2 separate regions of the Homo sapiens genome follow, and region 1 is linked to region 2. Evidence: read pairs that join two places in POLR2A ChIA-PET (ENCODE). Cell type or tissue: OCI-LY7. All regions are shown on one strand. Links, peaks and the distances in the headings refer to the core of each region. The heading gives the core; the rest is flanking DNA. Region 1 overlaps SIPA1L1 (signal induced proliferation associated 1 like 1). Region 2 overlaps SIPA1L1 (signal induced proliferation associated 1 like 1).

What was found. Peaks named below come from ENCODE experiments on the same cell type or tissue, not always from the same donor. Only the 100,000 strongest peaks of a DNase experiment are listed, where the experiment ranks them.
Region 1: POLR2A ChIA-PET joins it to region 2 with 6 read pairs; 4 of 35 experiments call an interaction of 5 or more read pairs at or near these places.

The regions. Positions count from the first base shown.
Region 1 is chr14:71,589,205-71,594,592 of GRCh38, forward strand. It overlaps SIPA1L1 (signal induced proliferation associated 1 like 1), which reads left to right. Exons shown (of 24, transcript NM_001386936.1): 5 at 1-166. Among named protein-coding and RNA genes, the nearest start is that of SNORD56B, 190 kb to the left of the region's middle. In OCI-LY7, for the core only: no CTCF peak of the experiment used is centred there; a DNase peak (open chromatin) is centred at 2,927; H3K4me3 peaks cover 370 bases; H3K27ac peaks cover 1,083 bases.
Region 2 is chr14:71,370,139-71,375,526 of GRCh38, forward strand. The region is part of intron 2 of SIPA1L1 (signal induced proliferation associated 1 like 1); the gene reads left to right. Among named protein-coding and RNA genes, the nearest start is that of SNORD56B, 26 kb to the right of the region's middle. In OCI-LY7, for the core only: no CTCF peak of the experiment used is centred there; no DNase peak of the experiment used is centred there.

The DNA of each region.
Region 1 (5,388 bases), core at 153-5,152, 220 kb after region 2:
GCCTCCTTTGAGTCTACCCTTAGTTCCCATTGCACAAATGCAGGAGTGGCAGTACTTGAAGTGCCCAAGGAGAACTTGGTGTTGCACCTAGATAGAGTGAAAAGATACATCGTGGAACACGTAGATCTGGGTGCATACTATTATAGAAAATTTTTCTACCAGAAGGGTAAGTAGAGATCCTTTATTTCTTACATTTTCTTTTGCAGTACTTTCTGAAGAAAAGTACTGTATATTAAGATATTTATTAACAATGTGACATAAGATTTGCATGTCTTATCTTTCTTGATGGTAAAATAGCTAAATAACCATTTGCTCAATTTATTTCTTTTTGCATTTTTTGAGTTACTTTCTCCTTTCAGATATATAAATGTCTTGTATGTTAAATAGTACTTTTACAAATAAAAAGCCCCTTTGACTTAGCGATTGAAATTATAGTCTTTGTTGTACAGTAGATTTGCTGTGTCACCTTTAGGGATAAATATACCAAGTTGAAAATATTTGAAATATAGCTGTTGTTTAAGGATTGCAAAACAGTTTTAATGCTACTTTCATTTTTTATCACTTCCACAGTAAGTACAGGAATCATTTCTTTGCTGCTTCAATGTTGTCATCAGTAGGTGGTAATTATAATATATTCCTGTCCATTTACAGGAAGTATTGTGAAAACAAATTACATTATTTGACAAAAGTCACAGAGCCAATAAGTCTCAGTGCCAAGAATCAAATCTCGGTCTTTGAGTAGAAAAGGCACTGAAGAGAGAAGTACCTTTGACATAAGGGCCACTTCCTTTCTAATCTTTTCTTTGAGTGGGAGAGTAAAAAAAAAAAAAAAAAAAAAAAATATATATATATATATATATATATATATATATGTACACACACACACATATATACACACATATATACACACATATATATTTGAGATTATACACAGTTTTATCTCATACTTTTAAGAAAGACCATTGTGATTTACCGAAAAGTAAGTAGTATAAGTGAACCCTTACAAGCTTTTTGAGCAGCGTTAATTAAGGAATGAGTTTAAGTCATCCAGGTAGACAAACGAGGAAACAGGATGCTTACCCACGAAGGACATACCTCTGTGTTCCATTAGCTAGATTGGTCATCTCTGTAGCCAAGTGAAGAGGCCTGTGGCGAGAGGCTCCCTGTCTGCAAGCTATTCTCACAGTGTTTTGATTTCCACTGTTTTGGGGTTTTGAATGGTATTTAAAATTATTTAAAATTATTGAATGGTATTTAAAATTATGAGTGAAGTTTAGTTTCAAATATAGTACTCATAGCTTTATAACAATTGCTTTAGAATAAAGCATATCTTAATATTACTACATGATAGGTCCCATTCCAGAAGGCTTGTTGACGGAAACAATCTTGTCTCGTGACTAAACATCCATGTCTCATTCCTACATATCTATAGCGTGGGTCTTGGAATCAATATGTATTGCATACCCTGATGTCATTTTTAAACATTTATCTTCTCAGAATAATTTTCTGAAGTTTATATTTTAGAAATTACATCTCTGTTACACTGTCCTTTAAGGTACAAGGTTTCTCATTCTTGCCAACTTGGCATTTGGGGGTGCGATGATTCTTTGTTGGGGTAGCGTGGAGTAGGGGGCTGTCCTGTGTATTGTAGGATGTAGGATGCTTAGCAGCATCCCTGGCTTCCACACTATTAATGCCAGTAGGTTTTCCTCCTCCCTCTAGTTGTGACAGCCTAAAATGTCTTCAGGCATTGCCAAATGTCTCTTAAGAGGTAAACTAACCCCTAGCTGAGAACCCCTGCTTTACTGTACCTGTGCAAATTTTCTGCAGGTGTGTCTGAGCTGTCGATAGGTGGAGGCAAAATGGCCTCCACCCAAAACTGACACTGAAACATATTAGTTATAATCTAATTTATGTAATAATGGGTACTTTTTTCCTATTAGGCAGTATAATAATATTATTATAATAATGAACATTTTGGGTACTTACTGTGTACCAGGCACTGTACTAGGCATTTGCTATGCCACATTTTCTCATTTCAATCTCTTGATGCCCAGGAAGGTAGGTACTATTGTTAACCTTATTTTCCAGTTGAGAAAACTGGAGCTTAAGTGATAAGACTCTCATGGAGCTAGTAAATGTTGGAGCCAGGCTGTCTGAACAGAGTCATGTTCTTAATCACTGTTCTCTGATCTCTGCTAGGTTAAAGAGATGGAGAATCTTAAAGTATTTTATCTTTCAAAAGTCTGGAATAAAAATGTGAATGCCTAGATTCCAGATTAATCCTGTTTGTTCATAATAACCTCATAAATCTAATACCCACTAATCCAGTAGTTACTAACTTGAAGCATGGAAAATACCCTTTTACCCAGCATAATTGGAACTAGTGAATTGAAAATATCAACTCAAGCAGGGAATTGTTAAAAAGTATACATTCAAACTGTTTTATTATCATTAACACATATAAGAATATGTTTGCCAAACTCTTGTGAGACCAAGGGCTTTTCTTTGACAATGATTCTACTCTTTTAAATTCTTAATTGTGTTAATAGGCTAAACCATAAGAATAAAAACATAGAGACTAACAACATAATCTGAGTACAAAATCTTAGATTTCATAAATTTTTTCTCATTTTTTCATAGCTGTCCTGCCCACATTTAATCCAACAGCTTTCTTTTTAATGACTTGCCTTTATTAAGTTTGTATAAAGCCTTAGTTTTTAATAGGAACAACGTTTATCTTTTGTACTCATATTTCATCAGCTTTCATGATTAAATTTCATAATTAAAATAGCAAGTCAATTGGTATAAACAGCTCACTCTTTGTCAGCATGAGGTCCAGCTGGCAGGAACAGAAAGTATGTATGGCACCTAGGGATCACCCACTAGACTGCTAGTGCCATTGGGTATTTGTCAGCATGGTTTGCAGGGAAATTATGAGCAGTGGTTAATCCAGGAAGTTGTTCAGTGGAAGTCAGTTACACAGAGTGGTTACTGTAAGAGCTTTTCTTGGGCCACACAACTTTCAAGTCAGACAGGCAATTTGTTACAGTATGATAATATACCACAAATAGTGGCTCTGGATAACAAAATTTGGAGCAGAAATTAAGCTCTGTAAAGTATAAACTGTACATTTTAAAAATTGTTGTTTATACTTTTATATAGTATAAAACATATCTAAACAAACAACTCTGTCTTATAATAGACAACTTTGATTCACTGAAATTAGCAGACTAACTCATTTTTCCTAATCAGAACCTTAAAGCAAGTCTTCTTGTTGAAGGAGTACATCAGTGTCAGATGTAATTTATCCTCTAGCACCAAGGTGTGGCAGAGCTGACCTGGCTGTCACTCAGCCGCTTATCACCGGGTAGTTTCCATTTGGCTGCCTAATGCATTCCTGACTTCACTGTGGCTAAGTCTCAGGTGGGGAGGGGGTGGAGGGGGAGTACTTTACTAAAGTATGCTATACAGCTGATATTATATGTAAAAATCATATTTGGCTGATGAAGCTATAATCACTTTATTATTATGTTGTTTTTATAAACATTATTTTACAAATTTAGACTTCAGAGGCTATTTTAGTCCAACATAGAAGCCAGGTCCATTGCTGGAAAAATACTGGATCAGTAGAGGAATCCCATTGTTTGTATTTAGTAAAATAAGCAACATGCCATTGATGCTTTTCTTTCCAGTCCTTTCTCATGCCCACTTCTCTTTGCCATTTTGCTAGTGAGTGTATGTTTATATTGAGAACCAGGATTAAATGACAGTAATAATATAGCTAACATGCATCATGTTACTTCTTTGTACTTTATTGAGTTCCTCACTTAATGCCCATTGGACATTAAGGTGGATCTGTACTGGTGATAGAAGTCCAAGTGATAGCCACATCCTCCTTATGGAGGCACAGACTAGGCAGTAGGGCTGCATTCAGATTAACCTGAATTACTTATCTTCCTTTGAGTATGTATGTGTTTTGTGTTATTTATTTATTTATTTATTTATTTATTTATTTATTTATTGAGACAGAGTCTCACTCTCTCACCTACGCTGGAGTTCAGTGGCACGATCTCCGCTCACTGCAATCTTTGCCTCCTGGATTCAAGCGATTCTCGTGCCTCAGCCTCCCAGGTAGCTGGGATTACAGGTGTGCAGCACTGTGCCAAGCTAATTTTTGTATTTTTAGTAGAGATGGGGTTTCACCACGTTGGCAAGGCTGGTCTCAAACTCCTGGCCTTAAGTGATCTGCCTGCCTTGGCCTCCCAAAGTGCGGTATTACAAGCGTGAGCCACCGTACCTGGCCTTTTGTTTTCATTTAGATAGTCACCATGATCAGAGTACTAAGGAAATTTATAAGTGGAAAATACTAAGTTATAGAATAATTATAATGTTGCCTATATCCTGCATAGCTTGTTGAGGAGGAGACCCTTTCCAAGCCATTACTCATCTTGGTTTCTGTGGCCCCACAGGACTTCTTCAATTTTGCACCGAGTGTATAATTGTCTATGAAGTGTGTTCTCCTTGAATCCTATAGAGAGGAATGCATTAATGAAGACAGAGGAGCCCATGGGCTCTTGGCAGTGGCATTTGTTGCTCCACTGATCAACAGTGTTGATAGGCTTGTCTTCATGGTAGGTGGAGTGTTACTCTCAAAGTCAAGTTACTGAAGATGCTGTGATAGGGAAGGGCCTCCCTCTACTGCACACTGCCCAGGAGAAACACAGTATCTGGTCTGAAGCGCATCTAAGAGTATTTTCCCATTCCTTAAAAGAGGGACGACTAATGCTTATGCACCTAAATATTCTTTGGATAACTGTAAGCCACCAGATTTGATTGTTCTTACTGTTCACCTTCCTTCTCCTCCTCCTCCATTCCAAAACACATACAAATCAGGTTGAACAGTGATTGAGGAGACAAAGCACATTTCAGTTGCTGTTTTCTGTCTTTACCTCTCACCCTCTTGTAATCAGCCATCTTTAACATAGTTTCTTTAGAATACCACACTTATCTTGATTTGTACTAAAGTTACAGCTTTAGCACTCTCATATACTCTCAATTTTGCTATCAAGAGCTGTTTTTCAAGTTCCAGTCTGTCAAATAAGCATCATTAAATAGCTGTTATAAATTTTAGTGGATTATTTTTTAGTGCATATAGAACATCAGGGAATATGATTAGCTAAATATATTTCTAAAATTGTGTGCTTATTTTGTTTATTCAGTTTTTTTTGCTTTTTAAAAAATCCTTCTGCTATGTAAATATTAGGCTTGAGAAAAGTACCATAGAATGCCTTACAATTCAGTGTTCTTTAAATATAATTATTCTACTTCTAGTTTTTTGATGTGGACAGTTTTAGATTTCAGATAAATGGTAAACTCCAAGGTCAA
Region 2 (5,388 bases), core at 164-5,163:
TTGAATACCCTTTATTTCCTTCTCCTGCCTAATTGCCCTGGCCAGAACTTCCAACACTATGTTGAATAGGAGTGGTGAGAGAGGGCATCCCTGTCTTGTGCCAGTTTTCAAAGGGAATGCTTCCAGTTTTTGCCCATTCAGTATTATATTGGCTGTGGGTTTGTCATAGATAGCTCTTATTATTTTGAAATACGTCCCATCAATACCTGATTTATTGAGAGTTTTTAGCATGAAGGGTTGTTGAATTTTGTCAAAGGCTTTTTCTGCATCTATTGAGATAATCATGTGGTTTTTGTCTTTGGCTCTTATTTTTGTGGTATTCTTGTTTCACTATTGGGATAGACTTTTAAAGACAGGTGTGTGCATTGCTTAAGTGTAACTCCTTTAGTGTGACTGCTGTATAATTGCCCTTCAGTAGTAACACCAACACAACAGTAAGGGGCAGTACTTATTTTTGGTGGCTACTAAGAGCTTATTATACATATATGTACTAAGAGCATACATTATCTCATTTCTTCATGTGGGTGTTACTCAGGTGAAGTTGAAGCGTTTAGAAATGGAGAGTCAGAGAGGCCAACTTGCGTGCCCAAGGTCAGTTATGAATCTAGGATTCAAAGGTCTTGATTCCAACTGTGATGCTCAACAGTCGCCCAGGATTTTGCCAAATCATAAATGGTACCTTGTGTCTGTGACATCACAGTTTAGTTTCTATGTTATTTATATTTGTATATCTTGTTTTTAAATAGTAATAATTTAACATAAGCAGAAATAGTCCAGGCTCTGCAGTATCTATTCTATAGAAAGTACTTATAATAAAAGTGATATACATTAATACTATAATATAAAGGCAAATACTAAATGAATTTAATAATAAGAGTGGTATTTTGGAGTGAAAAAGGCCACTAAATGGGGGAAGTTGATCTTTAATTCTATTTATTAAATAACAGGATGACCTTGATAAATAATGCTGTTTTCTCATTGGTGACATACTATTAGACTAAGTAGTTCACTTTATATTTAATCAGCCATTATCCTGAGTATTATTAGTGTGAATAAGAAATACTTGTTAGAACATTGGGCAGTGGTAATCAAAATGAATTTCGAAGTGGAATTGTAGTAATGGTTGCCTTACCTTGAGTAATGATAAGGACAATATTTCTGTAATGGATTGTTTATTCATGAAAGATGAAAGATTAAAATGGTCTGTCTCTACTGATGAAAGTAACAGAAGGCAGCCTCAAAGTTTATTTTTATTTTTATTTTTTTAGAGACATAGTCTTGCTTTGTCACCTAGGCTGGAGTGCAGTGGTGTGATCTCAGCTCACTGCATCCTCGACCTCCCTGGCTCAAGTGATCCTCCCACCTCAGCCTCCCAAGTAGCTGGGACTACAGGCATGTATCACCATGCCTGGCTAATTTTTGTTTTGTTTTGTTTTGTTTTGGTTGGGACAGGGTTTCACCCTGTTGTCCAGGCTGGTCTTCAGCTCCTGAGCTCAAGTGATCCACCTGCCTCTGCCTCCCAAAGTGCTGGGATTACAGACCTGCAACACCGTGCCTGGCCAGAGTCTTCAAAGCATATTAAAATATCTATTATTATTTTATTATAGGCATAATTGAGTGTTTTATGGAGCTATGGATGGTTGTTTCTCAATAATGTTCACTATAATTGGAGTTTAAGCAAAGGTATGGTTTCACATGTATTCTTTGTATACTCTTGTGTCACATTTCACTTGAGTGGTAAAATAAAACAGTTCTAAGTGGCATAGTCTAGAGGTCAGGTGATGGTGTCAGCCTCTTAACCCTTACTTGATCTCCTTAATGCATCTCAAGTTTAACATGATTGCTGAATGGTTGAAACAAATCTGATGAACTCAGACTTATTTGCTGAACCCTTTATTTTATTAAGAGGTTAGAAAATATGAGAAACCACAGTTCAGATATTATGATACTGTCTCGTTCATGGTTTTAATTTTTTAAAGGACATGTTTTTGGTCAGTATATACTGGGTGATTGCCTGACAGAAGAGAATGAGTATGCTGGCTCACCTTCCTGTGTAGACTTGTGCACTCAGAATTAGTCAGCTTCCAGGAAGCAATTGGGTGGTAATGACTTTTAGTTGCTATCAGTATGCATAGATTCAAATAAAACCTTGGGCATTCTGCTCTGAACAATACATTTAAACAAAATTCTCAATTTCTTTTTTTCTCCCGTATCCAGATTAATTTACTTGAATAGACTCAGAAACAACATTATACTTTATTGCCATCTACAAGGAGCTGTTTTTTGAGATGACATTCCTCTTAGAGGAATTTACTTCTTTTTCCAAAATTTACAATTCGCTATTTCTGTCTGTGTTCTACATTTACGTTTTCAGTACGTAGAATTTAAATATTCATGTACATTCTGTCCTAGTGACTAAGGAGCATTATGTAAGGAATTTTTCTTCCTCTTTCAGTATATTGACATCACATTCCTTGGCCTAGTATTCATTTTGTGTTTGTATTTCAGTGTAATCCTAACAAGTCCATTCAAGCAGTAGTTGAACCGAGGTTAAGTGGTATTATGGTTGTTTGGCAAGTTATAGCCATAAACACTTACTTTTAAACACAGAATGGCCTGGGGTGTCTGTAATATTCAGTTGCATAATCACAGATTATGCTTTACAAACACAGGAATAAGTACCTGGGTCACATAAATCTTCAGTGAGAAATTGCTCCAGAGGATGGAGCCTACATCTGTAGAGTTCCCTTGAGTGTTTTCTTAGGTATATTAACATTTTTCATTTAATTGAAATGTTTCTGATTGGATGGAACTGTGGATAGTATTTTAGAATTTCCAGATAATCTCCTAACAAACATCTAAAGGAATGGGTTGAAATGTTACCAGTGTTGGGCTGGGTGCAGTGGCTTATGCCTGTAATCCCAGCACTTTGGGAGGCCGATGCAGGCGGATCATGAGGTCAGGAGATCGAGACCATCCTGGCTAACACGGTGAAACCCCATGTCTACTAAAAATACAAAAAATTAGCCAGGCATGGTGGCACGTGCCTGTAGTCCCGGCTACTCGGGAGGCTGAGGCAGGAGAATCACTTGAACCCGGGAGGTGGAGGTTGCAGTGAGCCGAGATCACGCCACTGCACTCCAACCTGTGCGACAGAGCAAGACTCCGTCTCAAAAAAAAAAAAAAAAAAGTTACCAGTATTGGACGGGTGTGGTAGCTCACGCCTGTAATCCTAGGACTTTGGGAGGCCGAGGTGGGCGGATCACTTGAGGTCAGGAGTTTGACACTAGCCTGGCCAACGTGGTGAAATCCCGCTTCTACTAAAAATATAAGCAAATTAGCTGGGTGTGGTGGCTGGCGCCTGTAATCCCAGCTACCCGGGAGGCTGAGGTGGGAGAATTGCTTGAACCCAGGAGGCTGAGGCAGGAAAATCGCTTGAACCCGGGAGGCAGAGGTTGCAGTGAGCTGAGATCACGTCACTGGACTCCACCTTGGGTGACAGAGTGAGACTCTGTCTCCAAAAAAAAAAAAAAAAAGTTACCAGTATTTAAAAATGTATATACTTTTCAAAATTTTATATTTTTTCTCCTCTCTTCTTCCTTCCTGATACCTTTGTGATTTGAAAGCTATTTAAAATGAAACCCTGGTTGGGCTCAGTGGCTCATGCCTGTAATTCTAGCACTTTGGGAGGCTGAGGCAGGAGGATTGCTTGAGGCCAGGAGTTCAAGACCAGCCTGGGTAACATAATGAAATGTCCCTACAAAAAGTTAAGAAAAAATCCTTAGACTCAGTTCACCCTCTGCACACTGGCTGGAGTGGAGTTTAGAGTCATTCTGTTTGAAATGACTGGTAAAGTGTCCATTCAGGGCAGCTCTGCTATGAATGCAAGGAAGTGGTCTTTGGAGCTCTTGTGTAGTATTTGAAAGTACTTCGTGTTACTGCAGACAGCCAAAGAACTGAAATAGAATGCCTGTGATCATGTTTAGAAGATCCCATGGGCATATTGTATATTCTTTAGAATGATGTCAGTATTTTTGACAAAATTTTTTTACTTAACTGCCATTTGCAGTATTTATCAGGAAACCGGAGATATTTGATATAGGACTGTTTTTGTAGTATTTTACTAAATGCTTTTATTGAACGATTCATTCTTCAATTTATCAGTAAGAGTTAATTTTTTGTAATTATTTATATACTCTTATATGTTTTATTCCAACTAATTTTGTCGGTAAACTTATTTGGAGAAATCGTATTCAGTTAAAAGTATTTTCTTGATAGAGCCTTCAAGGTTGCACACTATAGATTTTTATTTATAGTATTTATTATTTTTTATAAATCTATAGTTTTATTAAGACAGAAACTGACAGTGTGGTATGAAGTTTACATTTAAACAAAGTTTTCACAGAAATCTAAAGTATATTATTTTTAATTTTTAATTTTAGTAAAGTGGTCATGCCTGGTTTAAATTGTAAGTAAATAGTAATACAAGGCTTGGAAAGAAAAATTCCTATGCTGTATGCTTCCTGCTTCTCTCTCTGAGGCAACCGTTTTGAAAGTTTTTTTTTTTTTTTTGCTGTTTCTAGTCGCATTCACTGCCATATATCTAAATAATATATTTTCACTCCTATAGCCTGTAGTTTTCAATTGCAAACATTATATTTTGACTTCTTCCTATACAAGGTAAGGATTTGGCTCCTCCTATTTCCCTTTCCCCATCCTCTCAATGATAATTTTACCTAAGTTTTGGTCAAGCCATCATTCAGTATTTACAGTATTATCATTTGAATGTTGATGACAGTGACCACAGAGTTTTCAGTGATCATAATTTCTTTCTCCAACTGTTTCTCCAATAGAGACAGACCATTTTATTTGCTTAGCTTTCTATTTATCAAACAATAATTTTGTTCTAAATATTCTTATAGAACTATAACAACTCAAAGGGTAAAGCAGATTAGAGAATTCTTCAGTTCTGGTTTTCTCTTGGCACTGTCTCTTTCGGGGTTCTGTGTCCTGTTGGTTCTGAGCTGCTTGCTTTCTAGCCTCTGGGGAGCTGCCATTTTGGAACTTCTTTTTACCACCATCTTGGGGATTCTCTTGGGCTTTTTCCTTTGGTGGACTTTCTATTTCCTAGATTCTGTGTGGTCATCTTTCTTTATTTTCCCATTTTGGTGGGAAAGAGATATATAAGTATTAATATATACCAATATCCATCTGCCCATGAGTGGGATTTAAAGCAAACTTTTATTTCCTAATTGTCTGCTACTAATATGTAAGAATATACTTGATTTTTTTTTACATCAGCTTTGTATCCTGCAATCTTGTTAAATTCATTTCTTATAATAGTGTAGTTGTTTTTTAGATTCTGGAATTTTCTACACAAATGATCAT